Regions from separate parts of the Mus musculus genome. Here region 1 is linked to region 2. A link is a loop called in an ENCODE intact Hi-C map of the cell type or tissue named here. Cell type or tissue: left cerebral cortex. All regions are shown on one strand. Each heading gives the region's core, and the rest is flanking DNA. Links, peaks and the distances in the headings are about the cores only. Region 1 holds the start of Hand2 (heart and neural crest derivatives expressed 2). Region 2 has its middle 70 kb from the start of Fbxo8.

The links. Hi-C counts contacts between places; a loop is a spot of excess contacts. Peaks named below come from ENCODE experiments on the same cell type or tissue, not always from the same donor. Only the 100,000 strongest peaks of a DNase experiment are listed, where the experiment ranks them.
Region 1: it touches region 2 in a loop (4-fold over the local background); 6 of 42 quality-filtered maps call a loop at or near these places.

The regions. Positions count from the first base shown.
Region 1 is chr8:57,312,340-57,327,405 of GRCm38, reverse strand. Hand2 (heart and neural crest derivatives expressed 2) reads right to left here and starts at 6,423. Exons shown (of 2, transcript NM_010402.4): 1 at 4,945-6,423; 2 at 2,889-3,644. The coding sequence starts at 5,499. The coding sequence ends at 3,546. Hand2os1 (Hand2, opposite strand 1) reads left to right here and starts at 6,547. Exons shown (of 6, transcript NR_154048.1): 1 at 6,547-6,717; 2 at 7,118-7,222; 3 at 12,792-12,891. In left cerebral cortex, for the core only: no CTCF peak of the experiment used is centred there; a DNase peak (open chromatin) is centred at 7,388.
Region 2 is chr8:56,613,920-56,628,985 of GRCm38, reverse strand. No RefSeq gene overlaps it. Among named protein-coding and RNA genes, the nearest start is that of Fbxo8, 70 kb to the right of the region's middle. In left cerebral cortex, for the core only: no CTCF peak of the experiment used is centred there; a DNase peak (open chromatin) is centred at 8,800.

The DNA.
Region 1 (15,066 bases), core at 3,164-11,163, 700 kb before region 2:
GCTAGCAGAGCCACAGGTGAGGGAAGCGGATTGGGCCATCACTCCACCCGGAAGTGAGGCTGGCATATTTCGAAAGGGTCACGGAGAGTGGCATGGCCTTGACACCGCTGCATCCATTTTCATGGCTGAAATCAACACCCCAGGGCAGTTCCTTCTACAATCTAAATTCAGACACCTGCTCCCCCTTAAAGAAAATGCTAGAACCGAACTAGCCAGACATCCCTGCTTCCTCCGTGTGTCTCGGGTTTTAGTAGACATGTAAGATCCCCCAGTGACCTAGCTGTCATTTCAGACATGGTGTCTAGTAGCTGCTGTCTGTGGCTGGGAGCAAAAGTCTTGGAAAAGCCAGGCAAGAAGGATACTGAAGTCCACTCTGAGGTTTTCAGATTCATTCCCAAACTGAGAGAGAGAGAGAGAGAGAGAGAGAGAGAGAACCCTGCCGGTGCTTCAGGGTCATCAGACTTTGTCCTGCGTGGAGGTCTGGGGCTGAGACCTGACAGCCAGATCGGCCATCAATTTACCTTCTGAGCCCCAGCATCCCATTTAGCTTTTAACGTCAAATCCTACATTTTTTGTCGGCTCCGGCCTGTCTAGAACGCTTGTGAATTCACTGCAGGAGTGATTGCTCTTAACAAAATGGCAGCAGACACATTATCGGAGCAATTAAAGCAGAGGCCTTTTAGCCATTCCCACAAGCAGAAGCGTGGAATCGCTCCCCTCCACCGCCTTTAAACAAAGAATTAAAAAGTGTGTAGAGGAGAAAAAGCACAGACACACTGGACAAATCCCGCCTCAACCCACTAGCCCGCTCCATGGGAGTTTGACAAGGCAACATTAGGCGACTGGGGATGCTGGGACAGTTTAGATTCGGGACCGAGGAAAGGACTGCCTGTATGTTCTGCAGGTTGAAGGGTCCAGCTAGTTCAGAACTGAGTCCAGTTAGCGGGTTTGCTCAGCGGAGGCATTGGAACATGGAGCTTTTTACTGGCTTTAGTCCTAACTCACCTGGATTCCAGCCAGTTGGGGTTTCCTGGACGGTTGGGGTGGTGGGGTGTATTCAGCGTTAGGGCTTAGTACTGGCCGGAGGGAGAGAGGCCTGTGTAGCTCAGTGGCTCTGGAGAGTCAAAAAGGATAGATGCCTGGATCGCCAGGCTAAACGCGCCAGAATTAGAAAAATGACCACCTAGGAACAGTGCACCAGGGTCTTTAGATTCCCTTGTTCTAGTATTTAATAAAGCAGAACCGCTGATTAAACCGGACTCCATTAAGGCCTAGAAGAGAAGACACAGCACACGCAGGCACACAAGCTCATGTGAAGATAACAGATGCGTTTAAGTCTGTCACCCAACTCATCTCTGTCTATTCCAGAACCCTCTTAGATACTTTCTTCTACCTCTAAAACACAGACTCTTTCTTCTGAGCTGATAAAAGTGAAGAAGCAGAAGGCCTCTCTGCAGGCAAAAGGAGAGAGCCCCGCTTGGTCAAACAGACAATGATCCAGAGAGCTACAGAAAACCTGGGCAACCACCCTCCCCTGCTCCCCACCCCCGCTATAAACAAAGGCAAGTGTCTGTAAACACAGCCCCTAGCCCACCAGGTCGGCCCAGCGTCGGCTGACCTGAGGGGAGAAAGTTCAGATCGCTTTGGCCTAGTTGTTCTAACCCCTGGCCCTCCTGTTGTCAGCCATCCGCAGAAGTCCGAAACACCACTCACACCGCCCCCCCCCCCCCCCACGAAGGGCCAGGCTGGCTGACTGCAGACCACCCGGGTCAGAGAAGCTATGAGTGAGCCCTGGGAACACTTGAGGGATTGGGCTCCGCAGCAGGGTGTGAATATCACCCCAAGGATGGCTAACGCTGGAAACCCTTTGGCAAGGCTCTACAACACCAGATTACTATGCATGGAGCTCCATGAAACAAGCCGCTTTCAAATACTGTTTGCCTTCTCCACTTTTCCACCCGTTCCTAATAGCACTCAGCTTCTTTACTTTCTAGAGCCAGGGGTGAAGTTTCTTCTGGGATAGTACAGGACCCCTGAACAGCAAAGCCCAGGAAGAGGGTGAAGTTCTGGGCGGCTGCTACTCAGGGGGTTAGTTGCCACTTGCAAGAGCTGCAGCTTCGAAGACTTCAGGCACCGAGCAGTTAATATTGAGTTCCCTGTAGCTCCTTGTAAATCTAACCCAACCCCTCGCCCCCCTTTAAATCTGTGGTCTTGTTCGCGATTTCTTACTTGACGTAAAATTCCTTGTTACCTAATCATAGACTCTTTCAAAAAAACTCCCCTCCTCCACCACCACTGCTCATGTGAGAATCTTCCGATCTGGACAGCTAGCAAAACCTCCTTCTCTCTTTTTTCTCTCTCTTAAAAAAAAAAAAACTTGGATAAAAGCCCTCTACTTTGAACTAAACGCCCCAGACTATTTCCTATGCCTGTAATAAGGCCCTGGATCCTCCTCACACCTCCTCCACAGGAAAGAAAAAAAAATGCTCCCCAAACACAAAACGAAGCACCAGGCACAGGGCTTCCGATAGATACCTATAAAACAAGGCCACCTAAACCTTCTGCACAAGGCGCAGGCACTTCTCCCAACCAGATATTCTCCTGGGAGCTTCGGCAAGAAGAAGAGAGACAGGACTGGAGAGCAGCCCAGGCCTTTGGTCAGGATTTTCACCAGGACAGTTTGCTTTAATAACAGCTCCTTCATCTAGGGAGCCTTAGGTCATAGTGATGGATGAGAACCACTGACTCTTTTTAAATAAAATTGGAGGCAATTATGATAATTTAGTTTACTTCTGAATATTTTAAATATTATGAAAACAAGTATAACAGCTTTGTTTTCAAAATTCTTTTGAGGTATCACCCATGTAAAGATTAGGTTTTTTTTTTTTGTAAAAAAAACACGCAGTGGTTTATTGAATACTTACAATGTTTACACCTTCAATATTAATTAAATTCCACTTAGTTTTAGAGGACGGAAGCGCACAAAAACAAGAAGCTGGTGGAAACATCTTCGACTAGGGGACAATGACATTTGAAATGTGACAGCACTAGATAACCGACCCGACAGAAATGTTAGCGGCCCTGTTTTCTGCTTTGAAATAAAACTTTATAACCCCCAGGAATATTTATATCCGAAGGCCGAGTATTAAAAAGATACACTTCACATATGCACTAGTGTCCACTTTGTTTTATCTGGAAAGAGTTGGGTAAGGAGGCGGGGGACAACGCTGGTGTCTACACAGCCAAGAGGGAACATTCACACACAGAGAATGACGGGGGTCCCTTACCACACGGGAGTGTCCTCTTCATATTAAAATATGGAATGCTTTTCTTCAAATATCCACCTTTTTTTGGAGAGGGAGGTGGGGAGCGGATGCTCAAAGGTGGGTGGGTGGGGGCGGGCAGAAAGAAGGGGAAGGAAATTGCACATAAATAAACCGGATGATCCAACTGCAAGAAGTCCTCAGAACGGAGCCCGAGGGCTTTCGGGGAGTCCTGGGTCTGCATCTGGCGCCTTGGCCCCCGGCTCACTGCTCTCCTCTTCTTCACTGCTTGAGCTCCAGGGCCCAGACGTGCTGTGGCCAGCCTGTCCGGCCTTTGGTTTTCTTGTCGTTGCTGCTCACTGTGCTTTTCAAGATCTCATTCTAAACAGAAAGGGGGCGAGAGGGAGAGAAATGGAAAGACAGGTTTAGCGCCTAGTCCCAGCCACCTTAGCTCGCCTCGGCCTAGAGGACACTGAGCGCTAGGGTACGAGGGAACACCTAAAGAGGGGGATGGTGCGGGTACCGGCCCCTGCAGAAAAGTTAAGCTGGTTTCCAGTGCTTTGGTTACCGCCGAGGCCTTCTCTCCAGATGCTCAAGGACCCAGTCAGCAAGTTTATAAACAAATGGCCGATTTCTAGCCGGCTATGGTGAAGCCTAGGTTCTTATTTTTCCCTTCCTGCTATTGCAGGGGAGAAAGCAGAGGCCAGCGCTTAATCTGCCCTCTGTTTCAATAGCGAACCCATATCCAAAAGCCCCTCTGCTCTGGCCTGGGTTTCTCCCGCCAGCCAGCAGCAGCTCTGTACATTGAGTTCAGCAGTTTGTCTCCTCCAGGGCCCTTGAAATCTCTGGTTATTCGGAAGTCCATTCCATTATGCATGAATCAAAGGGCTGCAAGCGGCAAAGGAGAAAATCTCCACAAATGGAATTGTTTCTTAGGTTCTTCCTGGTCATGCCCTATCCAGAACTCCATTACTTTACCGGCAGTTGGTAGGAATCCGAGAACACTTTAAGTGGCTCGGCATAACTTCATGTTAGAGTTGATAACAATGACCACAATGTGCATAACTTTTACTCTTCAAGTGCACAAACTCACTCAAATAAACTTAGAAACACTCGCGAATTACTTAGGGGAGAATTTACGCTCTAACATTATTGCCAAAGAGAAACTAAAGCTGTACTTGTACGCTAGAAGTTAAAGGTACTTAATGTTTACCGTTACCTCCCGCGTGCCCTAGCAATGTGAAGGAGCATAACGTTTTCTTAGAGTCAGAGGCAGCCTCGGTTTTGGAATGGGGGATGCGACCAATAGTGGAGTCACTGGAACCGAGAGGTCATTAGGTAACTTATTTTAGAAATATTTAGAAGAAAAGTTGGGTTGGCGGTCAAAGATAGCTTTAATGAACACAGAATGAGGGGACCTGGCCAGTGTGACTGGGAGATTGGTGAGCTCCTACATTTTGGAAGGTCGGTCCTAAATGGAGAGAGGAGCTTGCAACTTCGAAGGAAGACATTCTGCTGCTGACATCCTCCTGTCTTGCTTTTGAGGAAACCATCCCTACTCCACAACCTGGCTCCCTACGCAAAGAATGTGGCACACAATTTCTCAGCCTGAATGGAAAGACCAGAACAGCGGTCCCAAGAACCCCGAGTCCCTCACCAGCCTCGATCCCTTAGTACTGACCAGCTCTTTCTTCCTCTTCTCCTCTTTCACGTCGGTCTTCTTGATCTCCGCCTTGAAGGCCTCCGCCTCTCCGTTCTGGTCGTCCTTGGCCAGCAGATCCATGAGGTAGGCGATGTAGCTGGTGGCCAGGCGCAGTGTCTTGATCTTGGAGAGTTTGGTGTCGGCGGGCACGTTGGGGATGCACTCGCGCAGCTCGGCGAAGGCGCTGTTGATGCTCTGAGTCCTGCGCCGCTCCTTGCGGTTGGCGGTGCCCCGGCGCTTCACCGGGCGCGGCCCCCCCAGGCCGGGAGGCCCGGCGCCGGGCGGCACTCCCCCATAATGGGAGTGGTCCAGGCCCGCGGCACCGCTGGCGTACTCGGGGCTGTAGGACAGGGCCATACTGTAGTCGGGGGGCGACATCTCCGGGTGGCCAATAAGCCAGCCGTGGAAGTAGGGGTTCTCCTCGTGGCTGCAGCGGCTGGCGGCGGCGGCGGCAGCGGCGGCGGCGGCTGCGGCGAATGGGTAGCCCTCATGGTGCACCACGGGGTGGTGGGGAAAGCCCCCCACCAGACTCATCTCGCCTTCCGTGGCCCTCCACGCGCCCCAGCGTGCGCGCAGCCCCGCCGCGCCCTCCGATCGGGCTCCGACCTCGGCGATCGGCGGCCTTCCCCACCCCCCACCCCCCAACCCCCGGGCTCCCGGGCCGGCCCTGCAGCCGCAGAGGGGGCCGCTGCAGCCCGGGGCCCGCGCCTGGCCCGCCGGGCCCGCCTCAGCTGTGCCGCGGCCGCCGGCTCCCCATGGGGCGCGGCGAGCTGGTCCCGGCACGGTGCGCCCTTGCTGGCCGCCGCCGCCCGCCCAGCTCTACAGCCCGCGCGCCGGCTCCCGCGTTCCCCGCTGCAGCGACCAGGCAGAGCGCTCCGGTGCTCATGCAAAAGTGCCGGCCGGCTCCCGCGAGGCAGTCCCGCAGACGCCGGCCACGGGACTCCTGACTCCGAAGATGACCTGGAATCCGGGGCGAGTCCAAGCTGGGGCTGCAGGAGCCGGCCCGGCTGTGCCGGGAGGCGGCGGGGTCGCAGCTTAGCGTGGAGCTACCTCGGTGCGACCCTCCCCCTTCCTGCCCCTTCCCCTCCCCCACCAGCTCGATCTGGGTTCTTGGGCGCTTATTGTTTTAATAAAAATTATTTGGTTGTTGTTTTGGTCCTTGAGTGTGATTTGTTTTTAAAGCTGTAAGGAACGTGTCCGTCCTCGCTCCTCAGGCTCTCTCGGAGGCTTTGCAGAGAGGTCTCAGCGCATCCATTTTCTAAGATCCTCTCCTCTCCGGACAAGAATCTTGGGCCCTTGAAGGCACCTCGGAGCTGGGAAGCGGCGAATGGACTCTCGGAGGGGTGTGCTCAGACAGTGGCCGCGGAAGCTCCTGGGTGGCAGCGGCGGCGGTTCTCTTGGGCTGGACGCGGTGAGGGGAGCAAGCCGATTTTCCCAGCAAGATCTCCATGTACAGCTACATCTTTAGGGCCGCTCGGGTTAATATATGTCGTCAGAGGCTCCTCACGCCAATCCCGGGGCGGCGGGGGCGGCGCCTCGCGCTCTCCGCAATAAAACTTTTTGATGTTCACGTTGCTAATTGCCGAGGTCCTCTTCTAGGATTGGTTGTCCACTCATAACCATAAGATAATTAAAACGGGGGGGGGCAGGGTAAAAAAAAAACCCTTTTATCAGCCATAGGTTAATGCAAGTGTTTAACAGATGCTTCGCTATTAAAATATTTCCCCCCAATACTGAAGAATCTTAAACCAGGTACAGTATTATTTCGCTTTCTTTTCTGATTACAGGGGTGGGGTGAATAGAGAAAGGAACGCAGATTATGCCTTTTCAAGTGTTTTGTAGGTAACCGAGGCAGAAAACTGAGCCGACAGTCTCCTATAGTTTTGTGCTGGGCTGGGGAGGGGATTTGGGGTGGGTGGTGGTGGCGACAAGAGTCTGGAGGTGGCGGTATGGAATCCCATTAAGGTGCGATTGGGAGTGAGCCGAGTCTCTTTGACCAGGCTAGAGCGCCAGCGCTCCTCTGACCCGGCACACTTTGGCAAAGTTGCAGTGGCCTGTTTGCTTAGGCACTGAAGTGGATGACCCAAGTTAGGATGACAACTTGCAGAGAACGCGGATGAGACCTTCAGTTTGTGCCCACACTCATTTGCAGCAACCCTAACAGAGATTGCGAAGATTTTCAAAGTGGGGCACCTCGATTTCTCGAATCTGTGGTGTGGCGAATATCCGTGTTCCTCCTGCTTAACTAGCCTGTTTGGTAAGTAACTGAATAGTTTTTACAGCGTGTTCGGAGCTTATTTTCTAGTTTTTATGAACAAACATATAAATATATCTCTGCATTCCTGCCTCCCTCATAAAAGCGGGCATCTGTGGAAAGCAGGTTTAGTTATCGGAGGGGAGCCATTAAACGGACGTTTAAGAGACAGGCAGGGAGGAAGGCTCGTGGATGTTTAGACTGCTTGCCTTGGCGATCTTGAACGCATTAGAACGGAAAATGGATCTCCACTTGTAAGTTAGCGGGCCTCGGGGCACCTAGGAGATTCCCCAGCAGCGCGGGATAGGGGCGGTCAGTGGAAGGAGGCAAAACCACCCTCCGGCTGGCCTGTATGAGGATCTCTTCTTTTCACTCACACGAAGAAGGTCCCTGTGTAATAGGGTGTCAACAGAAGCCCTTAGGCTGTAAATTTGATCACACCGATAGCTGGCCTTGGACCTGAGGAGGCAAGCAGAGGGGACACAAGTGACTCCCACCGTTGGCATCGCTTTTTGGAGGCAGAAGCACTCTGGTCCCAGACATTAAAGAGAACCCCAAGTTAAGAATCCTGCATGGACAGTCCTTCCCATGTCCCTAGAGTCTGTCTGGCTGTTATTCTGTCTGGAAGGCCACATCAGAAGGAATCGGAGAGCCCATCTTCTTGCTCCCAGGGTACCCGAGCTGAGACCTAACTGCCCTGTGGTAATCTCACGGAGGAAAAAAAAAGACTTTAGAGCTGGGTGGTGGGAGAGGGGGAGAACTTAAAGGTTGTGGCCTTTCTTCTGTTTGCAAGGGGTCAGTTTTCCAGGCCAGCCCCCAGCAGAGGGTCAACTAAGACAGAGCAAATTCAGGATGGGGAGTAGCTGGACCTAGTCTTGCTGGTTAGCTCAGAGGCTTGAGTTTGATGGCAGAACAAAGTGACCTACATAGGGCTCTGCTTTCCAGCTTCGGTGGGTCTGCAGCTTGGGGTACAAGGAGAGTGGTTTTAAAGAAGTAGAGGTAATGTGGTGGAGAATTCTGTTTACATTTTCAGCAGGAGGGGTACCCTGAATCAGTAAATATTGGTAGTTAAAGCCTCTGACATTTGATACATTAAAAAAAAACTTGTTTATAAAAACATTTAGGCCTCGGGAACAGGTAGACTGGGTAAGATGATTATGTCCTGTCCAATCACAGATAAAAAACTTAGGAAAGGTGTTTTTTGGCTGCCTCAGGAAATAGACTTTCAGGGCGTTGGGAGATAGAAGAAGAATCCACAGAAAGATAGGGCTGGGGATAGAGAAGCTATCTGTTCACTTGCAGCCTCAGGATTTAGGGATCAGAAGGTGCTACTTTTAGCCTCCCCCCAACCCGCTTCCTGCTTTTAAAATTGAAACCACCACCACCACCACCACCACCAACAACAACAAAAAGTAGGGGTATGGATTCGTAGCTCCAGATAGCATCCTCACAAGTGATAAAAGAAATGGACAACATGGGACAGAAAAGGGGCTGTAAAAAATGCTAATCTGACCATCACTCCTCACTGACAGCACCATTATCAGTTAATTACTACAATCCAGGGGTCTAAAGCTTCATGGATCTTAGGAACTCAAACCCAGAGACTAGAGTGGTAGGATAGCGTTCTGTAGGTGGCTGGAGAGAGGGGACCAGTGGGTAAATTTTGGTGGTATCTACCATGAGTAGTTGGCTGGCTCTGAGTTATACTTACTGCAATTGTTCATTTTTTTTCTTTTTAGCATCTTTTGACACATTTTACTTCCGTAATTTCGGACTGCCAGGTAAACTTGCTGCTTTGGCAAACTCTGAATCTAAGATGCTATTTTAAATTAGTCCCTAGTTTAGAAAGTCTGTCCCACCCCAGGGGGTGATTATGAGGGAACTAACAGGGTGATGTGACAGGGAAGTTGGCATTTGGTGATCAGGAAGAAGGTGGAAGAATGTGGTTGTATAGTTTCTAACTTAGATGTCAGCCTGCTCCCTCACTCTTGGGCTGTACAAGCAGGCCCTCTGGTGAGCTGCTCTTTAAGATACACATTTAGAATTCTCAAGCACCATAGATCTGTGATGACGCTGGTTGTGGGCCATTCTGGGTGCCTAGGGAGGAATACCATAGAGGATTATCTCTCCCCCGGGAGGCTAAGGGCCGAGTGGCCCTGGGTCTGCACATCATCACAGGAAGGCAGCCCAGGTTTAGGGGAGTGTTGGAGATTCTGTGTCCATAATCCTCTTTGAGGCTGATGGTGTATCTACAGCTCTGTACATCACAAGCTCAGCTGAAGGGGCAAGGCTAGTTTCAAACATTTACTTTGTGTCCATGTTATTTGTCTCTTTTCTCTTACTACCACTTTCTCAAAAGACTCAAAGGGCAAGAAAAAGGCTGGGGAACCCGTTGCAAACATTTTTTGCCCTATGTGAGATATGACTTTTAAGCTCTGTTTTAAACTAAATATTTTTTTAAACTTCAGTCTCTTTTTAAGGGGAAATACAGATCTTTTCCAAATATTTATTATTTCAAAGGCAAGGGCAATTTTGTATCTCGTGTTTTGCTCATGAGTACTCCAAATAAACTGGATCTGAAAAGAACCAGGCCAGAAGGCCATAAACACACATTTTATATTTACAGGAATTATGACTCAATTCCCTTCATCATCTTTCAAGTCCCCCTATTACCTTCCTTCCTGAACTGAGGTAGTAAACTGATTGGGAAGACTCCTCAAAATACCTGTAACAAAGTGAACTCCAGAACATGCTAAGAACCCCAAAGGAATTCCAAACCCAGAAGGTGACAGGAAAATGAATCTGTTACTGAAGATGTAAACCTCAGCCTCACCTGCTCCAAAGACACTGTTTCTGCCACACTCAGGATCCCCTGCAGGCCTTTTCCCTCCTGGGAAGGCACTATGTCACTTTTCATGTTAGCCACTTAGTCCCACCATGTTTTAGGACATCCAGAACAAGGCCTATGGGCTGAGTGGCAGCCAAAGCTTCCCTCTGAGAGAGCCCTTTTTTTCCTTTTTCTTTTTGGGTATTTGTGTACAGACATGACAAAATTGTTTCAAAGTAGACAGCTGTAAAGTAGGGAATCTGGTCGATTGAACTTTTATGTCCCATTCAAAAAATGAAGGGCAGGAGAAGGTGCCCTTGACTCTTATGTGGCTTTCTTTTCTTCTGAGGAATTTCTTCTTGGATTTGGGGGAAGGGTGGGGCATTTGGGGAGTAAACCCCCCTGCCACAGGTTCTCCATTCAAAACAGATCTGTGCAGACAGAGGAGGCGGGGGGGGGGGGCTGGTTCAAAGGCAGGGATGGCTGTGGAGAGGATGATAAAAAAAAATGAACCCTTCAGTCCAGTTGTGCCTAGGAAATAGCAAAGTCAAGGTTTCCTATGTCCCTGTACATTTTTTTCCTATTTTTCTGCTCCCTCTTTTGCTTTCCCCAATTTTACTCCCCAGAAGTGTTGTGGTTTATATTTTATTTAACCCTGTCACTGAACCTGAGACTTATGGAAGAATGAAGCACTAGTTTGTCCTTAGATTCTTTATGGAAAATCCTACTATCCATTATGACCAGCAGTTGGTATTCTATTTTCTTCAATAACCCATGATTGCATTCTTGCATTAACGGGAAAATATGTGGAGAGTTCTCATTGATGAAGAAGGATTTGGTACTGTGACAGGTATCCGTAAATTAAAAATACTCATTCAGACTAAAGGCAGCATAAAATGTCCTGTGAACTGGCATTGCAAAGGATAATACTATATATAATACCATTAAACATAATATATGTTATTATACTTGTCTCAAGAAGTATGATAGATCTGATCTTTGCCACTTTGCAGTAGAATCCTGAGTTTAGAATAAAATGTTATAAGACAATACATCCCACAGGATTTATAAAACATACACAAAGAATTGCACACACAGAAATATTTCAGTGCTGGATGTGCATTTGAGAGGTAGACCCTGGCTTTCACTCACAGAACTTAAAAATAAGCAATTAAAAAAACCCCGCAATAATACAAATAAAAGTTAATTATAAAGAGAATTATTTCTTCCAAGCTGTAAACAAGTCATTTAGAATTCAGACGAGAACATGGCTATGATTTTGTATTTATACTCTTTGGAACTAGCTAGCAGTGGATTTAAGCAAGCATGCCATGCAGTCTGGGATTGAGGATAAGTAGGAATGAAATGGCTGCTTAACACGTGGAGCTTCTGAGGCATCATTTGTGGGACTGAAGGACTGACTTGTGACTGGAGCCCCTTTCCTTCCCAGTTCTAACTGCCATGTTGAGGGTACTCCTTGGAAGACTCCCCAACGTGACTTTATTTGCTGCACGGCATAGATGGATTTTTTTTTTTTTTTAACCTCTGACAGTTCACTCCAAGCCTTTCCTGCATTCTTCTACAGTCTTTGCTTAGAGACAAGGGACTTGAGCCAGGATAGGTTAGGTTTCAGGTTAACAAAAAGAAACACTTTTATTGTCAATATTAATGGCAAACTTCGATTTTTACAAGGCCTGGGTTTAGCAGATCAAAAGCAGCTTGTCTTGATTTCTCAATATTCTCTGGAGTTTAGACAATTAACTGCAATTTTGGTTCTAATGAAACAATATGAGAAAGCTAGTTGCAAAAAACATTGGTAAAGTTAGCACTGGGATACAGATTTTTACCTGTACATAACATATTATGATCTAGTAATTTATCCCTTCAACTGGAGCTGAGTTTGGAAGGAGCATTCCTTTAAGAAAATATGTTCAAGCACCGTCCTCACTTGCAATGTCATGAGTCTTTTTCAGAGTGTGCATTCCACGGTTGCCTTTCTGGCTGGGTAAGGATCCGGCAGACTGAGGTCTTCCTGGTAATTTGGGTACACCAAGTCTCCAGTTAATGATAGATAATCAGCCTTTGGGTCATTCGGTCATTCTCTTATTACAAACCCCTCCTGCTCTCTCTGATCTCCTTTCAAACTAAATTTCACACAAACAAATAAAGCAAGACAGGGACAAATTCTCAAAAAAAAAAAAAAAAGAGGGAGAAATATTAGAAACTTCTGATACAGAACTCTAAACAAGGAAAGGCTAGCTAAAAGAGGATAGGAAAGAACATCTTATCAAATTGAACATGCTGTGTACAAAACATTAAAAGAAAAGGATCTGGTTTCTGTTAAAGTGACAGAAAATTAAAATAAAAATAATTGCAGGCAGCAAAGTTATAATGTAAATAGAGAAGGCAGGATGCTTGCTGGAAATGCGCAGCACTAGGAGGCAAATTTGTTGTTACAGATTATGTATCTGCACTCTGATTGGAGAAGCGCTACTTTGTTCTATTTTCCAAAAGAGAATGCTTTTCTTTTTAATACTTGTGTGAGAGTGCTCATTTAAGTCAACACAGGCCCCAAACCCTAGGACTAAAAAAGTGGAACCGCATTTTTCTTGCAAAGCATCCAACTTCAAAGGAGGCAAATGTTTGCATACAGGAAAAGGAGAATTCCATTTCGAATACATTTGGAGACTTCACTAAATCCGTGGGACTGATGCTTTTTTTTTTTTTTTTTTCTTTTGCCGACAGAAGGCACAGTTCATTCTCGAGCAATTCGTCACCTCCTGGGGGTCTTCTCTTCCCGTCTACAGGAGAGTGTGACTTCAGAAAGAACTTCGGATTGGCCAAGGTATATGTCAGATTAGACCCCAGGGAAAAGAGCAAAGGTGTAGGGCTCATGCAGTCAAGGTCTCTGGTGAGAGCGCCCCTAGTGCCGTTTTACTGTCTCTGCTCTTGAAAATTCCCTTTGATACAAGTTCCAAAGCTAGTCACAGACGACCAACTTTGATCATTTCCAAACCTCGGGCTTTCGATCTTAAACCTGGTTGGAATTTTGGCTCAAGACTAGATCAACCTGCCATTCTCCAAGATAGAAGTGGAGCTGTGAAATGAATGTTGGTGATAACCAGACTCCCACATTGTCGCCAAATGTGGGTCTGGCACCTTTTGATTTGACAACCTCTTTGACAAAAAAGGCTTACCTTCCCAAGCTAGAGAAGAACCTACACTTCACTGTTGCCTCTAGGTCTTTCCTGAGTGTTTCCACCTCATAAGAGGCCTTCTGGTTAGCTTCCCCCCTTGCACCCATATCAAGCCTTCCATTCTCTGAACTTTCTGGTGAAACCACGCAGATGTAGTTTGTAGTTCTCAGGGTGCAGATCTTTCACTTTACGCGTCTGTGTCCTCTAACAACACAACTAATGCTTCCGCACAAAAAGATGCCCTCAAAGCTGGTGGAAAGGCGATTTAGAGAAATCCGGGTGTTCTAATTGCAATCAGGTTGTGTTGTTTTACTCTATTTTGAAGGCCATTAAAGCTGGTGAGCGACTTGGAAGTCATTTAGAAAGGAACAGACCTTCAACCTCAAGCCTTTGCGGGCACTGGGAAAGTGTCTTCCCAATCAATCTGGCTTGCAGGCGGCAGGACCAACTCTGACCTGGCTTATCTTGTACCCATCCTAAATACACCAAACTCAAGAGGTAGCCAGGGCCGCCTCAACACCGAGGTCAGTGCTCTGGGTGCCTTAGTTTCTCTCTTTATTCAAACAGTGGTGGAAATGAAAGAGGGATGTGAGCTAGATTAAAAGGATCAAGGGAGAGTGTTGCCTGATACCAAGCTGCGCTCAATAATTATTTACATCTTTTCCTCCTGCCTCTTCATTTCTTCTTTTCTTTTCTTTTCTTTTCTTTTCTTTTCTTTTCTTTTCTTTCCTTTCCTTTCCTTTCCTTTCCTTTCCTTTCCTTTCCCTTCCTTTTCTTTCCTCTTCTTTCCTTTTCTTTTCTTTTCTTTTCTTTTCTTTTCTTTTCTTTTCTTTTCTTTTCTTTTCCTTTTTTAATATTTAGTTGCTTTTATTTTAAATTCACCTCCGGAGATAGCTGCTTGGGAGTCAGCGGTCCGAGTGAGGCCTTCCGGTGGTGGGGCAGCGATGCTCAGAGTGCTGCAACGACTCCCACGCAGGGGAATCGAGGTGGGGGTGGGGTTGTGGGAACTGTTACTCGTGTACCGACACCGACCAGTGGTCCAGGCCCTGGGATGAATGCTGGATCTCTCCCCTTTTATTCCGGCCAAATTCTCATTCCATTCCCATGCCCTTCTGTGGAGTGGACTGGAGGAAGCAAGTCCACCACGTTCCGGTCAGGACAGATCCTCCGCTGGGAACTAACCAGGGGTTGATATCTTCCTCCAAGACCTTTTCGCCCGATGCGGGCATGAAGGGGTTAACTGCTCACCTCGGAGCCCCGGGTGCTGAGGGAAGGCCACCGCTTCCCCCAACACCCCCGGTCTCATTAGGGAAAACCCTCGCCGCTATTTTCGACATTTCCTCAATCAAGTGCCCTGAACTAGAGCTGCAAAAACAAATTGGCGGCAAAAGCGTAGATCTTGTCAGGATGGAGGCGAATCCAACATTTCAGCCTTGTTTGCTTTGAAATTACGGGCTTGGCTGGTGCCTGTGGTGCCACCAGGGCAAATGTGCTGCCGCCCGCTCACTCTGAACCCAGAGCCATTGGTGGAAGCGACCGCAGGGCCACTGCTGGAGAGGAGCGAGGGGTGGGGGTGGGGAGCGGGTGAAAGTGGGGAGGGGGGCGCACTAAAGTGACCTGGTCGCTAGGAGCTGGCGGAGCCCTAGCCCAAACCCCTGTGCAAAGGGCTCTCAGCGTGGAGTTAGACACTGGCTTTCCAGTTTCCTGGCCGAGCCACCAAGGTATATGCAACATTTGTAAAATGCAGATTCCACATATGGACACCAGTGTTGTTTCTTCAGCTTCCTTTCTGTCCCCTGCTTCTCTTCCCCTCTCTCCTGTCC
Region 2 (15,066 bases), core at 4,536-12,535:
TTTTCAAGCTGTGCTCCTAGGACCCCAGAAGAGGAGAGGGGAGCAATGGACAGCTATTAGTGCCATTTTCAAGTGCTGAGGTAGAAGGGTCTCATGGCTGAGGCCAGTTTGAGAAACGCAGCAAGACTATGTGAAAATGGTGGGAGGGTAGGGATGTTTCAGTACCGTTTTAGATAATAACAGAATTCACTTATGTGAGGAGTAGAACCATCATTAAAAGTGTCCCTGCCCCGAAAATAGCTCACCTTGTAGTGAAATTGCTTAAAATGTTAGCTTCTCATCCTATGTTTAAACAGCACACAAAACATCCGCTTTAGGGCAGCAATAGAAGGTTCAACCAGAGAGTCCATTAAATCACCCAATAGTTCCTCTGTGGGAATAAATTACATCTGCTTGCTCTTGAGACCTAGTCAGGTCTTGAGAAGGCCTGGGAAGATCTGGCATGTAATGACAGTAGTAATAGAGAAGACACATGATCCCTGGCGTTATCACCTCAGGAAACTCTGAGGTGTTCTGGGCCCACTAAGCTAGGTATGGGGGGAGGAGGCTAAAAAAGAGACAGGAAGGGCAGCAACAGGAAATGCAGACTCACTGGGCGGTGGTGGTGCACGCCTTTAATCCCAGCACTCAGGAGGCAGAGGCAGGCGGATTTCTGAGTTTGAAGCCAGCCTGGTCTACAGAGTGAGTTCTAGGACAGCCAGGCCTATACAGAGAAACCCTGTCTCAAAAAACCAAAAAAAAAAAAAAAAAAAAAAAAAGGAAATGCAGACTCTTGTAGGCTGGGAGAGTGGAGGAAAGATATTTAGCAAGGGGAAAGGATAGGTTGGGACAGGGTTTGGGGGCACTCTCTTTATTCATCTCTACAGCTAGTCAGCGGAATTCCTACTTTTCAAGCAACACAAGTCTTTCATTTCTATGTGAACCTTCTATTCTTCTAGCATGACAGCAGTTAAAATGGGTTTCCCCCTTGTGTCTTGTTACCAGTACCCATGATACCAGGTACGTTTTATTCATCTGGACTGGTCTTTTGCATTAGGCACTTAACTCCTCTCTAGGTTCAGCCAGGAAACCTCTCATGTCTTCATGTAATTTGTCACAAATGTGGACATTCATCGTCTCTATTCTTAGGTGGAAAGTTACTGGAGAGTGCTTGAGTAAGATGTTGCATCATAACTCTATACATGTATTCTTCCCTACAGTAAGATATGACCAGACTATCTCACTCCCGTGAACTTTTATTTGTGAGCAGTGGGTGTGGCCATGGCCCCAAAATAGTGCCCGGGACTGCTGCTAAGTCTTATGACTGGCACCTGATTTCCTCATATCCCTCAAGATAGCCACGTACCTTGAGCTGCATTGCACAGATGCACCACGACGTAAGATCGGATGATGTGATGAATGTAGTCCTGAGCCAATGAACTGTGCCTACGTGGACTGGGGTGATGGGGAGTGGACGTGAGGGGATAAAGGGGGATCACCGAGGGAGGTCGGGCATTCTTTTTCTTACACATTTGTGAAGTTCCGGAGTAAACTGCCTTGAGAAGGACGTCGGTTTCGTCGCTTCTTTTCTGCTGGTCGGAGACGGTAGCGACATTTATTTTTATTTTGTTCTTTACTTTTCTTCTTTTTAAAATTTTATTTATTTATTTATTTATTTATTTATTTATTTATTTATTTATTTATGTGAGTACGCTGTCGCTCTTGTTAGACACACCAGAAGAGGGCATCAGAGCCATCATGTGGTTGATGGGAATTGAACTCAGGACCTCTGGAAGAGCAGTTGGTGCTCTTAACTGCTAAGACATCTCTCCAGCCCCTTCCATAGCTTTTAAATAAAGAGAAAGTCTATGGGGTCACCTTTTGCATTATCTTAAAGTGAGAATCAAGATTCAGTTATTACTGACTCCTTACGTCCAAGTTGTTCCAGTTTCTTGCACCTTTTCTGGAGGCAATGGTCTTCAAGTCTGCCTCTGCTCTCACACAATGATTTTGTGCTTCTTTTTTTTTTTTTTTAAAGATTTATTTATTATATGTAAGTACACTGTAGCTGTCTTCAGACACTCCAGAAGAGGGAGTCAGATCTCGTTACGGATGGTTGTGAGCAACCATGTGGTTGCTGGGATTTGAACTCTGGACCTTCAGAAGAGCAGTCGGATGCTCTTACCCACTGAGCCATCTCACCAGCCCGATTTTGTGTTTCTTAATTCAGGATTAATTTTAGGTGATCTGTCTTCTTGTTTTCTCGGCCATCGGGCATGGTACTCACACATACATGCAGGCAAACACTCATATACACAAAAGGAAAATAATTTAAAACAAAATAAAATGTCTCATGAGCTTATTTATACTGACAATAATTCCTCTTGGATTTTCCTCTTTTAATTATATATATATTATATATATATATATTTTAATTATATATATATATATATATATATATATATATAGAGAGAGAGAGAGAGAGAGAGAGAGAGAGAGAGAGTTTATTCTACAGGGCAATTTGCTGGCAGCTTAATTTACAGGCAGGAAAGAGAAAACAGCTATGTAACTACAGCTTCAGCAAAAGTCGGCTTGAGATGGGAATGGAAGCCAAAGAGGTGAAAATTAGAATACTCTGCCCAGCATTCTCTTAGCAATTGCCCTTGTACTTGAAATTTTCAGCAGGACATAGCATTGCTGCTGTGGAATCCTTCACAGTTGGCCAAGTGCTTTGATGTGCAGTTTCCGGTTTCTGCAGACTTTGATCCCTGCTGACCCTCAGACCAGGATGAGTGATCAAGATTGATCAAGATGCCGCTGTGGCTGAGAACATGGCTCCTGCTCCTTCTTCTCAGTAGTCACCAACTCTCTGGGAGATGAGCAGGATGCATTCACAGTTCCGTGAGGCCCTGGACCACTACATGTGTTCTGCATGACACAAAGTCAAGTGTGGAGGGTGGGAGGGACACATTGCACCTTCTGCAAGTATGAGACTTTTTTTTTTTTTTTTTTTTTTTTTTTTGGTTTTTCAAGACAGGGTTTCTCTGTATAGCCGTGGGCTGTCCTGGAACTCACTTTGTAGACCAGGCTGGCCTCGAACTCAGAAATCCGCCTGCCTCTGCCTCCCAAGTGCTGGCCTTAAAGAAGTGTGCCACCACCGCCCAAGTCTGAGACTTCTTATGTGCCCACCACACTCAAAGAATCCTGTCTGAAGTGCACATACCTTTCAAAGTGGTGAGCACTTCCTGGGAGGTGAACAAGGATTGATGCCTTACTGAGTTCTCCCAGGCCCTTTAATGATCAAATAAAAGGAGCCCAGTTCCCTGCTGCTTGAGGCTCGGGCCACCATCCAATTCCAGCAGTGGGAAGCCAGAAGAGGCCCTGGGAAAGTCCTAACCACTCACTCATTCACTCTGAGCTTCCAGTTCCTGCAAGGGAAGGGCCAGGCAGCCTTTTTGGTGCACATTGCGTCTTCTGCGATCTAAAGTTGTATTTATACAACTTACCTTCTTCCTTTCGATAAGCAAACAGGATTGCTTTTCTTTTTCTCTCTGAATCAAGAACAAACACTATGTGAAGAACATATCAACGTTTGTGTTCTTACGTATTTTTATTTCTGATGAGGCAGGTTCAGATCAAACCACAAAGTCACAACAAATAATCAAGCAGCTCATGGTGGGTTATTTTTGCCTTTATGTGATTATCCTTTGTGGGTCTTTCTTTCTTTCTTTCTTTCTTTCTTTCTTTCTCTCTCTCTCTCTCTCTCTCTCTCTCTCTCTCTCTCTCTCTCTCTCTCTCTCTCTCTTTAAATTCTCCTCTAGCTTTGCTCAGTGGCAGTATCATAGTTAGCGAGGTTCATTCGAGGCACAGTTATTGCTAATTGAAAACTTTTAATTCTTTTATCAGGGGATAGATAGATATTAAGTCTGAATTGCTGTGCTCAATGGGAGAAAAGGAAGCAGGAAGAAACTCATAGAATGACCCTTCCCTTTCCCCACCATCCCCCCCACCACCACCACCATCACGTACATATACACATACAACTGCCAGCTCCCTTGATCAAGGGACAAACTTCTCTGTGGAGAGATTTCCAGTTGAGAGAGTAAACACCCTTTCAACAAAAGTCTGCTAAATCCTGGGAACACCAGACAGTACCGGCCACTATTCAGAAGGTTATGGTTCTAACCTAAGTGGGTCCCACTTCCCTAGATCAGAGTGGGAGGAAGGATCTCAGGTAGGAAGGGTCTGGAATCCAGGCTTAGAGAAGGAAAACCTGCTCCCTCAGGGAAGGACAGATGTAATAAGCTCCTCCCCCCACCTCCCAGTCTCGAGGTTTGCTTGATGACAAGGAAGATTCAGAAGGATAAGCATTCCTTAGAGAACACGGACTAATTTAAACATTAAACGGGAAAGCCCTTGATTGATGAGCACCACCATTTGGAAGAGAGATGATGCGCCCTCCTCTGGACCGCCAGATCCTGCAGGTGAACATGGGCTTCTAGAAAGAAATGGAATACAAGGGTATTGTTGTCCTCTGTTATTAAGCAGATTGGTCACTTTATGGAAAAGCTGTGTGTTTGTGTGTTGGGGGTGGGGTGGAGTAATTTAAGCTGCATGCATAAAGCTCTTAGGTGGGGAGAGAAAAGCTTCAGACAGGTGGTCAGGGATGTGTCTAAGGGACACTTCTAAATGGGTTGTGACGTAAACCTGATCCACTTACCTAAACCAGCAGCTGAAGGAGGGATGTGTGTGTGTGTGTGTGTGTGTGTGTGTGTGTGTGTGTGTGTTTCAACAGTTGTGTCCCCAGTGCCTCAAACAGGAAGCACTAAATCCAGATTAGTAAAAGGAATGATAGGATGTCAGAATCTCAAGGAGGAAGGGAACAAATGTAAAATGCAAATCTTTACCCACAGTTTTGGGGGAACCTGTCCACCGATGATGAAAATAAAATGCCCTAACATTTTCAGTTACACCTCACAATAAAGAAAAGCAGAGTCCTGTGTGAATTGGGGGTTCAAAACTGCAGAGTGCGTGCTTCTAAAGGAGTCTTTTTCAGGCTCTGGGGAAAAAAAAAAGATCCTGAGACTTGGGGCTCATTTGGATGGTGTGGGACAAAGCTTACTTCCCAATATTAAACCTATAAAGGAAAATCGGCAGAACTTTCGGGCTACTGTCTAAGTAGAGCTTTCTCCTGAGAGTCAGAGCACCACTGTTGGGGGGGCTTGGGGGGTCTGCAGTAGGACTGTTGTGCTTTGCAGCTTTCTCTCCAGTCCCAATCAGCACCCTGGGCGCTAAGGAAATTGAAGCCCCAGGGTTGAACACTGAAGTTTTCTGACCAGCCACAGACTTGACAGAAGACTCCCCACCGCGCAGCACTGTGGGAGATTCTGGTGTTGGGTTCCCCAAGCCCCTTGGCGGGCCCCAGTCACTGTCATCACACCCTCAGGCTCCGCTACTGACAGAGACCATGTGCAATTGCTACAATGTACATAAAAGCACCTCTCCAAGGCGTTGGTTTCTTCTGTTCCTACAGGGTTGTTTGGCAGATCCTCCGCGTTTTCCAGGTGTCTTGGGAATTCCTCTCTATTTCAGAGGTGTAATTCCCCACCTCGCTTACTTCCTGGCCTAACGCCCCTCATCAGGTGGCCTTGGGGCCACTGCAAAACTCGCTCCAGCAGAGTCCAGAGCCTCTTTCTGAGTTCTGTGGAAGTTGTTTGGACCAAACTAGAAAATCCTGTTGTGTCTAACTCCAGCAGGTCACCTCCAGAATGCTGGGATCTCGAAAGAGAGTGTCAGTATTGTTGGGCAGCTCAAACAAGTTCAAAGAACTACCTCTTCACTTAATCTCCTCCAGCAACAGTTTGAAAATTCAGAGTGCCCGGGACGGGAAGAGCGGGTAAGGCAGAGCCAAGGAGAATGGGGGTGGGGGTGGCGATCAAGGGAGAAAGAAGTACCTGGGGACCGGGAAGAGAAGTAGGGCTCCAAGCTTTGATTTTAAAACTCAGTGAACCAGGGTAGCTTGACACTCCACCCCCTGCCTATGTCTCAGCTTGATCCTGGAGCTAGTTAGAGAGTTAAACGGGCACGCGGGTGGGGCAATTCATTAGGCAAGAAATGGATTAGTTGTTTACTATCTATAAACATTCCAACCACAGCAACGGATCATAAAACCGCGGAAGGGCCTGTAAAAGGGAGGAGCGAGGAAGCGTCCATGTGGGCCGCGCGGACTTAGGGATTGTTCCCGAGTGATAAAGTGTCCATTAGAGAGGGAGAGGCAGGGAAGGGGAAATGATTTCCTTGTCACGATTTCTCCAAGCTTCATGGGGGCAGACAGCGTTGGGGTGAGTTGGAAGGAGATGGAGAGAGAATGGAGCAAAGACTGAAGGGCCGCGATGGGGCCATTAGCAAGGCTCATGCAATAAAAACTGCGGATTAAATGAGGAGAGCAATTTAGTCTTCAGGTTCTTGGCGAAATCCTTAGTAACCATGAAAGCAGCCTAATAAGATTTTATGGAGGAAAAGAAGTTTAAAACCAACATCTTTCTGATGGCAGACACACTGTGAAGAGTGGCTTTTTAAAGTTTTCATTCAGAATAGAAAGTTTTTTAAGAGGAGTTAATCTCGAACAATTAAATACTTTTTAAGGTATAAAAGATACACACACACACACACACACACACACACACACACACACACACACACACACATATAAGTATATAAACATATACATTAACAGAGAGATTTTTTTTGTTTACTCGTTTTTTTCTTGGAACAAGATTTAAACTGTCTTTACATTTTTAACATTTTACTTGCTATGTCAGAGACCGAGAGGACGTACTTATATTGGTTTGTGAACAGCTGCATGAGCAAGCTTTCAATCGAATTCAGACCCTCTTAGAAATTACTGGTAACTTTATTAGTGGGAAAGTAATATATTGTTTCTAAATCTTTAGGAATGCTAGTTTTATAAAATAGTGTTACATAACAGAGAGTTCTCATTTCTCAAATTTTAAAAGTGTATTAAACAGAACATGCCATAAGGAGACATGCTTCATAGGTGAAAGGATGATTAAAAAAAAAAAAAGAACATACACACAGAACTACTCAGGATGAAGAAAACCAAGATCAAGAAGTTGCCACATCCCCAGAAAGTCCCCCTCTTACAAGAGATTTCTTTTTTAAAATTTGTTCAAAATAATTGTACTTGGGGAGACGTTAATATTTAAATAATCATCCAATTCCTAAATTCGGTTTGGGTACCAATATTGGTACCAACAGTCTTCTTGAAAATAAAAACAGAACTGCTATGGGTATTCCAAAGAGGGAAGAAAAAGCAGGCTTGGCATTCATAAGCCGGCCCCCACCTTCCTTTATCCCTCACCGAGAGACATAACAAACAAACCATCACATGTTAAAAAACACATCTGAAAACAGAAAGGTCATGTTGCTGCCAGTCCTGGGGAACGTTAGCTGATGTTTGGAAAATAGTTGACAGTTGAAGGTTGAGGTTTTTCTCTTTTCTGTTCAGAAAGGGAAGGAAAGGAGAAGAGGAGGAGGGGGAAGGAGGAGAGGAGGGGGAATGGAGAAAGGAACGGAGATAATGGAAAGAGGCTAAAGTGTGTGGGTGGGTGGGGCAACTTATGAGGTACAGCCTTGCCAAAATAAATTATCTGAAGGCTACCAACATCCTGCTCTAGATTCAAACACAAGTACACACACGTGCACGCATACATGCATACATGTGCACACAGAGAGACACACATAAATGCACACATGCACATTCACACAAGTACAGGGGCTAAATGAATACGAACTGACTGGAATTTGCACTGGTTCAAATGTGAAGAGGAGTAAGTAGGGTTTTGTTTGTTATAATGAAACAAAAAATTAATCACTGGGACATCCAACTCTGACTTCCTCCAGGGAAAGATTGTTGGACGAAGGTCACTTTCCCAGTAGCTTCAGGGAAGGTGAAAGTAAAAGGGTGGCCTGAACATTTCCTAAAAAGCTCCCGGATTCCTCTTAGTCCAGCTAATCCTAAACACAGAATGCTTCTCACCGACTCAGCTGGGCGCAAGAACCATAGCCCAACCCCCACTCCTCTCCTCACCCCTCATCCCACCTCCCACCAGCTGGGCCTTGCGCGCGGTATCAGCTGCCCTTGGAGAACCCTCTTATCTGAACTTGTAAGGCAGAGCCCGGGATTCCCAGAATCAAGACTGGAAATTGTCATATTGAAATTGTATTAATAAATGACAATGACAGTAAATAGTGAGTCCTTTATTGCCGGTTCAGGTCTCGATGTCTTCAGAAGATACTTGCGTTTTCGAGGCAGGACAGTGGAAGGGACTACTAGGGAGTCAGAGACTGTTAGGAGATATTTGGGGTTAGACAGAAATTGTGTGACCTTGGGAAAGTCACTTTAACCTGGAGGGGTTCTGGTTTCCTGAAACATCCGTATCTGCAAATAAGCTCCTGCATTCTTTGATTGAATGACAATATTTAAATCATCACTAGCAGATATAGCAGGTTATTTCAGCCCCGCCCCGCCCTCCTGCTTTTTGCTTGTCTGTTAAAAGCACGTATGTGAGTCTTTCTGTGGAAATATTCGTGATAAGGACTCCAGGCTGGGAAGTTTTGCGCCGAGCCCCCTTCTGTTAACCGTTGGCTTATGGTGGGGCAGACCTGACAAGCTTTGGAGCGCAGAATCCACTATCAAGAGCTGACAATGACCCTTGCGCGTGTGACACACATAGGCTGTACACCTGTTTTGTCAGGCTGTTGCAAATAGCGCTCCACTTGACTGTCAGACCATCCTGCACTCTGCAGGGGTCTCTGCAGGGTACATCTGCTCTGCTGGACTCAAGTAGAAAGTACGGTTTCTTCCACCAGGCCCCACAAGCTCCTAAGGTCATTTGCAAGGGTCTAGCAGGCAACAGGGCGCAGGAGCCAGGACAGGGCGCAGGGATAGCTGAGGCCAAAATTATAGCCGCTTGCAAAAGGAATGACCCACCCTGGTGTTGAACAGGAATAGCCTCAGCAACGAAAGAGCAAAGGGCTCTTTGTCTTAGGGAAGACTTAATCCTGACCATTTGTTTAAAGATGAAGTGTTCAGTAGAACGCTGCCACTGACTGTAGTCATCCACAGCACATCTGTAAGAAGCAAGAAGCCAACCCGTGTTCTCAATGAAGAAGCAATACTAGTTCCATTCAGAGCAGACGCTTTTGTTTTTTGAAAGCCACGAGGTCCTCCCACCCCCATTGACCATTCTCAAAGGCTGCCGGGAAGCAGACCACTTCTGCGCATTTCTGCCACCGATCCTCTGATAGAGTTGGTGGAAACTAGTCTGATACTTTCAGGTACTTTCAGGTACGTTTCTCAATCCATCACTTTAAAAGTTAACCTTTTAGCTATCTTCAAACAAAAACAAATAAACAAAACCCGCAAGCTAAGACTCACTGCACTGCAAACATTTAAAACAGCTTGTGCCTGTACTGGGGGAAGCCCCCCTTCCCATCCTACACTCCCCCCCCCCCCTGCCCCGGAGTCACTAATGGAAGCCCAGCCCTCATTACAAGTCACATAGCTTACTACATTTCATCTATATTTCTCCCCTAGTTCGATTTGCTAGCCCGAATACAAGCCTTGGAACGTAGTGCAGACAGCCAAGCTGTTTCTGAGATACAGGGGGAAAGCCAGCAGACCCTGAGTACCAAGCCGCCAGCCAGTAGACAGTCTGAGATAAAGACTGATAGGGAGGCATTTAGGGCAGAGATAAGGTTCAGGAATCTTGGAGTCTGCCTTCAATGCTTCAGCAGGCAGCCTCCTTTTAATATCACCCCAGGCCTCACCTGGAAGATGGAGTGGTCCCAAGAGGGAGTTGTAAAAGACACACACACACACACACACACACACACACACACACACACACCATCCCCAGGCTTAGCTCTCTGGAATGTCACCAGAGATGCTAAAAGAGGAAATACCTCAAAGACCAATGCAACCAAAGTTAAAGGGACCCCTTCCTTAATCATAAAGAATAATCCAAGTGTGCGTAAGTGATTCTTATTGTTCAGAGTTTCTGACGCTATGCTTAAATATTGGCATCAGGTATGGCTTATGCCATGTGCCAGAACACTTAATTTCAAAGGAAAGTAAAGACTTATGTCACTTTAAATAACCATATGCGAAAGGCTCATGAATTCCAGTATGTCAGTTACAGTTAAGATATCACATTTAATAATCCGTTCTCTTTGTCACTTTACATTTTTCTACAGCAATGATAGTTGGCTATTCAATTTTACTTTGCAGAAAAAAAAATAATTCCTTTTCAAATGATAACAAAAAGTATGCCTGGCTTTTAAACATTCTCTAATTTGTAAACAAAACGTTTTGATGCATACATAAAAACAATAAAAATGAAGTTATATTTTAGAAATGAACAGAATCCATTTTTTCTAATATAAAGAAAGACTCACTGTGATATAAGCAGGAAGAACAGATAACTGTGCTTAACAGCGTTTTCTTTGTAATTCTCAAGCATAAGTGGATTAGTTGAAAAAAAATTCACATTGCAGAAATCATTAAACATCACAAGAAAAAAAAAAAACTGACCAGAATGCTCCTGGTAAATTATAAATACATTTCACATTTGCCATAGGAAACTTCCAACTACATATATTGTACTTTTTGCTATTGTTCATTTCCAAAATTTTTAACTTATAGCAAAATGAGAATTTTGCTAATCACTAATTTATTAGTCTTTAGTTATTTATTTTTCTTTAAAAACTGCCAGCCCACAGTAAGAGGTGTGTGTGTGTGTGTGTGTGTGTGTGTGTGTGTGTGTTTAACCAGCAAATGTTGAAATTTATAATCTAAAGGAATTAGCAGTTTGAAAGTCTTCCTGCAGCTTTAGAGACTTTATTTGTTGGATTGTAATTTGCTAACTTTTATAATTTTCATGTGTGAATATTTGGTCGATTCTCAATATTTTTTTTCCGTTTAAGTCACACAAACTAATTTTGACATTCTTAGCTAGTTTTACCTTGACATACATTGCCACGGCAACTGGACTGAGTGAACAGAGTTTAGTTCCCAGGATGAGGCAAATATCCATAGCACATTGATGACATCGGATGTCAAGCTTTTCTGAAATATGGTTTTTATAGAAATGTTCATGAAAAGATTTGGTCAGACTATTCACCCTAACTATTATTTATAACAACTATGCATAGTAACCATTAGCCCTTGGACTATACAGTTAGTGCTAGAGTTAGTCCTATTCAAGAGACCACTGATCAGCAGTGGAATAGTACAGACAGTCCCCCACTCCTGCAACACACATACATTTCCCATCCCTAATGTACTAGGAACAATCCTCTTCTTTTATTAAAATGGTCACAAACCTTATGAAAAGAAGGCAATATTTTAATTTCTTACCTGAGAGAGTCTTGTCACTGTGAGAGGAACTGAAATTGTCACTGTCCTGTTTTCTATGACAGCCCTGGCTTCTGTACTGTATTGCTTTCATGAAGGCTGAAATAACCATGTGTGACTGTAGCCTCCAGGGACTGTTATGAAAATGAGATATGTAACTGGTTCAAATAAGCGCTGTAGACCTTGACCTGGGAATCCAGTTGAGAAAGCAAATTACCTCACACATGCTAAAGCATAATTAAAATGTTATTCTAAACCAGTTTTTCTGTGTGTGCGCGCTCGCGCGACTTTGTATGTGCATATTAATTCTATATCGATCACAAAGATGTATGGATGGAAATGCAGTACTTATGGACATGTTACATGAACTTCCTTTTATTTTAGAGTGGCAAACATTGACTTTGAATGCAATCAACTGTAACTTCCATCTTCAAAAATTGCATTTTTTCTGAACAATACATTTTAGGCCAAGAGTTTTGGTGAGTGCATATAATCCTAGTTCCTGGAAGGCTTGAGGTTAGAGAATTGGAAATTTAAGATCAGTTTTAGATTCAGAAGAAATTCAAGCTTTCTAGCTCTCTTGCTCTCCCTCCCTCCCTCCCTCCCTCCCTCCCTCCCTCCCTCCCTCCCTCCCTCCCTCCCTTCCTTCCCCCTCTGTCTTTCCACTCCTAACCAGTGTCTTGCAAAGGCTGGACAATAAGACCTTCACAAGGCCACACCCCCATTTAACATTCCCCTCTCCCAGGCATTTTTTTTTTTTCAAATTTAAACTCTCTTTTAATTTCTTCACACCTGGCCCTGCTGGCATTTGTATTTTGGCTCCACATATATGGTTACATTTTCTATTGACTCACCAACAATTTGTGCCCTCCACTTTTGATTTAACATTTATTTGAAACTGTATTTGGTCAGAACAACGAGCTCTGTGGAGAGTGTACCTTTTATGCAGCACAAATAAGTTTCACACAAAGAATATAAGCGCTAGAGAGGTGGTTCAGTGGTAAGTAACAATGTTTACTGATCTTACAGGAAATCCCACCTAGTTCAGTCCCCAGCACCCTTGTCTGAGGACTCAACAGCCTGTAACGCCAGCTCCAAGGACATCTAATGCAGCCCTCTTCTGGCCGCCCCGGGTACTGCACCCGTGCAAACAAAACAAAAACAACACATTTTATTTTAGCTATTTAAAATGAGGTTTGCATCTTAACAATATGTTACTATGATATGGCACCATCAATCAAGTTGTAAATTGGTTTGAAAACATGAAGAGTAAGATTTTTCAGGGTGTGATTGGCATCCGACTGCCAAACGCCATTTGCATGAATGTTTTGTCTCAGAATGTAAGTGAACCTTTAAGAGAACTTTGAGATAGATCACTCAGTAATTTTTTTCATTCTATATCTTTTTAGGCTTTAAAGCATAATTGTATGTTTTCCTTTTAAAAGATAATATTCAAAATAAAGTTTCAAAAATAAAAATTATGTTAGAATACCTATTTTAAAGGATAATGATTATTTAGCTTATTTTGATTCTTTGCTTTGAGACAGAATTTCTCTATGTAGCCAGACTTTTCTGGAACTCTCTATGCAGTTTAGGCTGGCCTCTAACATGTGATCGTCCTGCCTCAGCACCAGTTTCCTGAATCCTAGGATTATACATTTTGATTTTTTTTTATGTCATTCACAAATGTAGGCCCATTAAGCACAAAAAGTTATATTCAAAGTAATATTCAAAAGAATAAAAAATGAGATGTTATTTCATATGCGCATATGTTCTTTTAAAATTGGCCTGTGTGGTGTTTATGCCTGTAATCCCAGCAATCTGGGGGTAGAAGCTTAAATTACCAATATATCTGTATAATGAGGATATAAATATAAAATAAATGTGTAAGTGAGGATATTTCTTATTCCTAATATTGTATATCACTTAATCTCTAACACGACAGTATAGACCTCACCATTTACTTTAGAAGCTATTCAGTTATTCCCTCTGGTTTGTGAAACAAAATTGTATCAGCATAACATTTGAGACAGTAATTTCAATTACATTGTCCACCACAACAATCTTTAAATGAAGTGTACCTCCAGTCGCCATCCGACAGCTAACACCCGGGCGCTGTTCTAAGAGCTACAATGAACAAAACAAAACAAAAAAAGACCTGCTGCCAATAGAATTAGGGCAACCTTTTCCAGCAATGAAAGAAATCCTCGGGAAGAAAATCCTGTAGTTCTTGGCATAGCCACTAGGTGTCAGAGTTCACGGTACTGATAGCATTCTGCAGAGCAACATTTGGTGCAAATGATAGAGCTGCTTGCTGTAAACTTGACTAGCATATTTTGTTGCAAGTGTCTCTTCTTGAGCAATACAGTTAATGGCTAACCACCACAGTACATCAAGCTCTCAATTTTACAAAGTATTCCCTGCTAGGCACTCATCTGCTCAGAAGGCAGTCAGCCAGCTGTGTCCATTCAAGACCTGCCTGCAAACTCCCCAAGCTTATGTTAAGTAATTCGTCTCTTTTCTTCATCGCATTCCTTTGTACTCCAGATGTTCAGATCGTAGCAGGGGTCTGAAGATCTGAATTTACACAGAGCCAACCAAGCCACGGCTCAATTTTATTCACATTTACATGAATATATTTATCTATTACACTTTGGCCTGTTAATCTGGGAGTTAGTGTCCAAACTAACATTTTGGAGTAATATCCATATGGACAAGTACTAAACATAGGCATCAATTGAAACGCACTCATAATCATGTTCATATTTAGCCAGACTTCAAGCCCTCACACTGGGGAACTACAGTGCTTTGTTCAATTAGAATCCTTCTTTGAAACAGAACGGAGGTATTTTTCCCAAATGAAATTGGAAATTCATTCTTACATCTATAATAGAGAGTAAAACAAACAAACACCAAAAACAAAAAACAAAACAAAACAAAACAAAAAAACAAAAACCACACCTCATCTTCTTTGAAGATGTTTGTGCACGATGCAGAAATATTTGCAATCATTTAAATACAAAGTCTAAGATTCCCTCTGCATTAACCATGTGACTATTTTCACATCCTTATTTTTAGATAACAGTTATTTAAGTCTAAGAGGGACATGTGATCTCTTTATTATGCAATAAAGAGAAGAGTAATACTACTCTGCTTGGAGATATTATATCCAGGTGACTCTGCTCCTTTCCTAAGGTCATAAATGGATTTTATTTTTTGGCTTTGGCTTTGGAGTTTGTTGGAGACCAAACTCAGAGACTCTCACATGGACAAGCACTCTGTTACTGGGTTACATTCCTCCCCCATCTTCCTCCCCTACTCTGCCTCCTCCTCCTCTTCTTCCTCCTCTTTGTCCTCTTCCTCCTTCTCCTCCTCTTCCTCCTCTTCCTCTTCCTCCTCTTCCCTTCCTTCTTCTCTAGCATCTTGCTAAGTAACTCAAGTAAGCTTCAAACTTGCTGTCCTCCTGCCTCAACTCACCTGCCCTTCCCCATATCCAGTTATAATTGGTTTATCGGGTAATTATTTGAGTTATCTTTTTGCAGAATCTCCATCCATACAATCCTCTTATGAAATGTGGTATCTAATGGAATATAATTCAAATAAATTGTTTTGTGAACAAAAGAAAACCACCAATATTGTACTACTTGCCA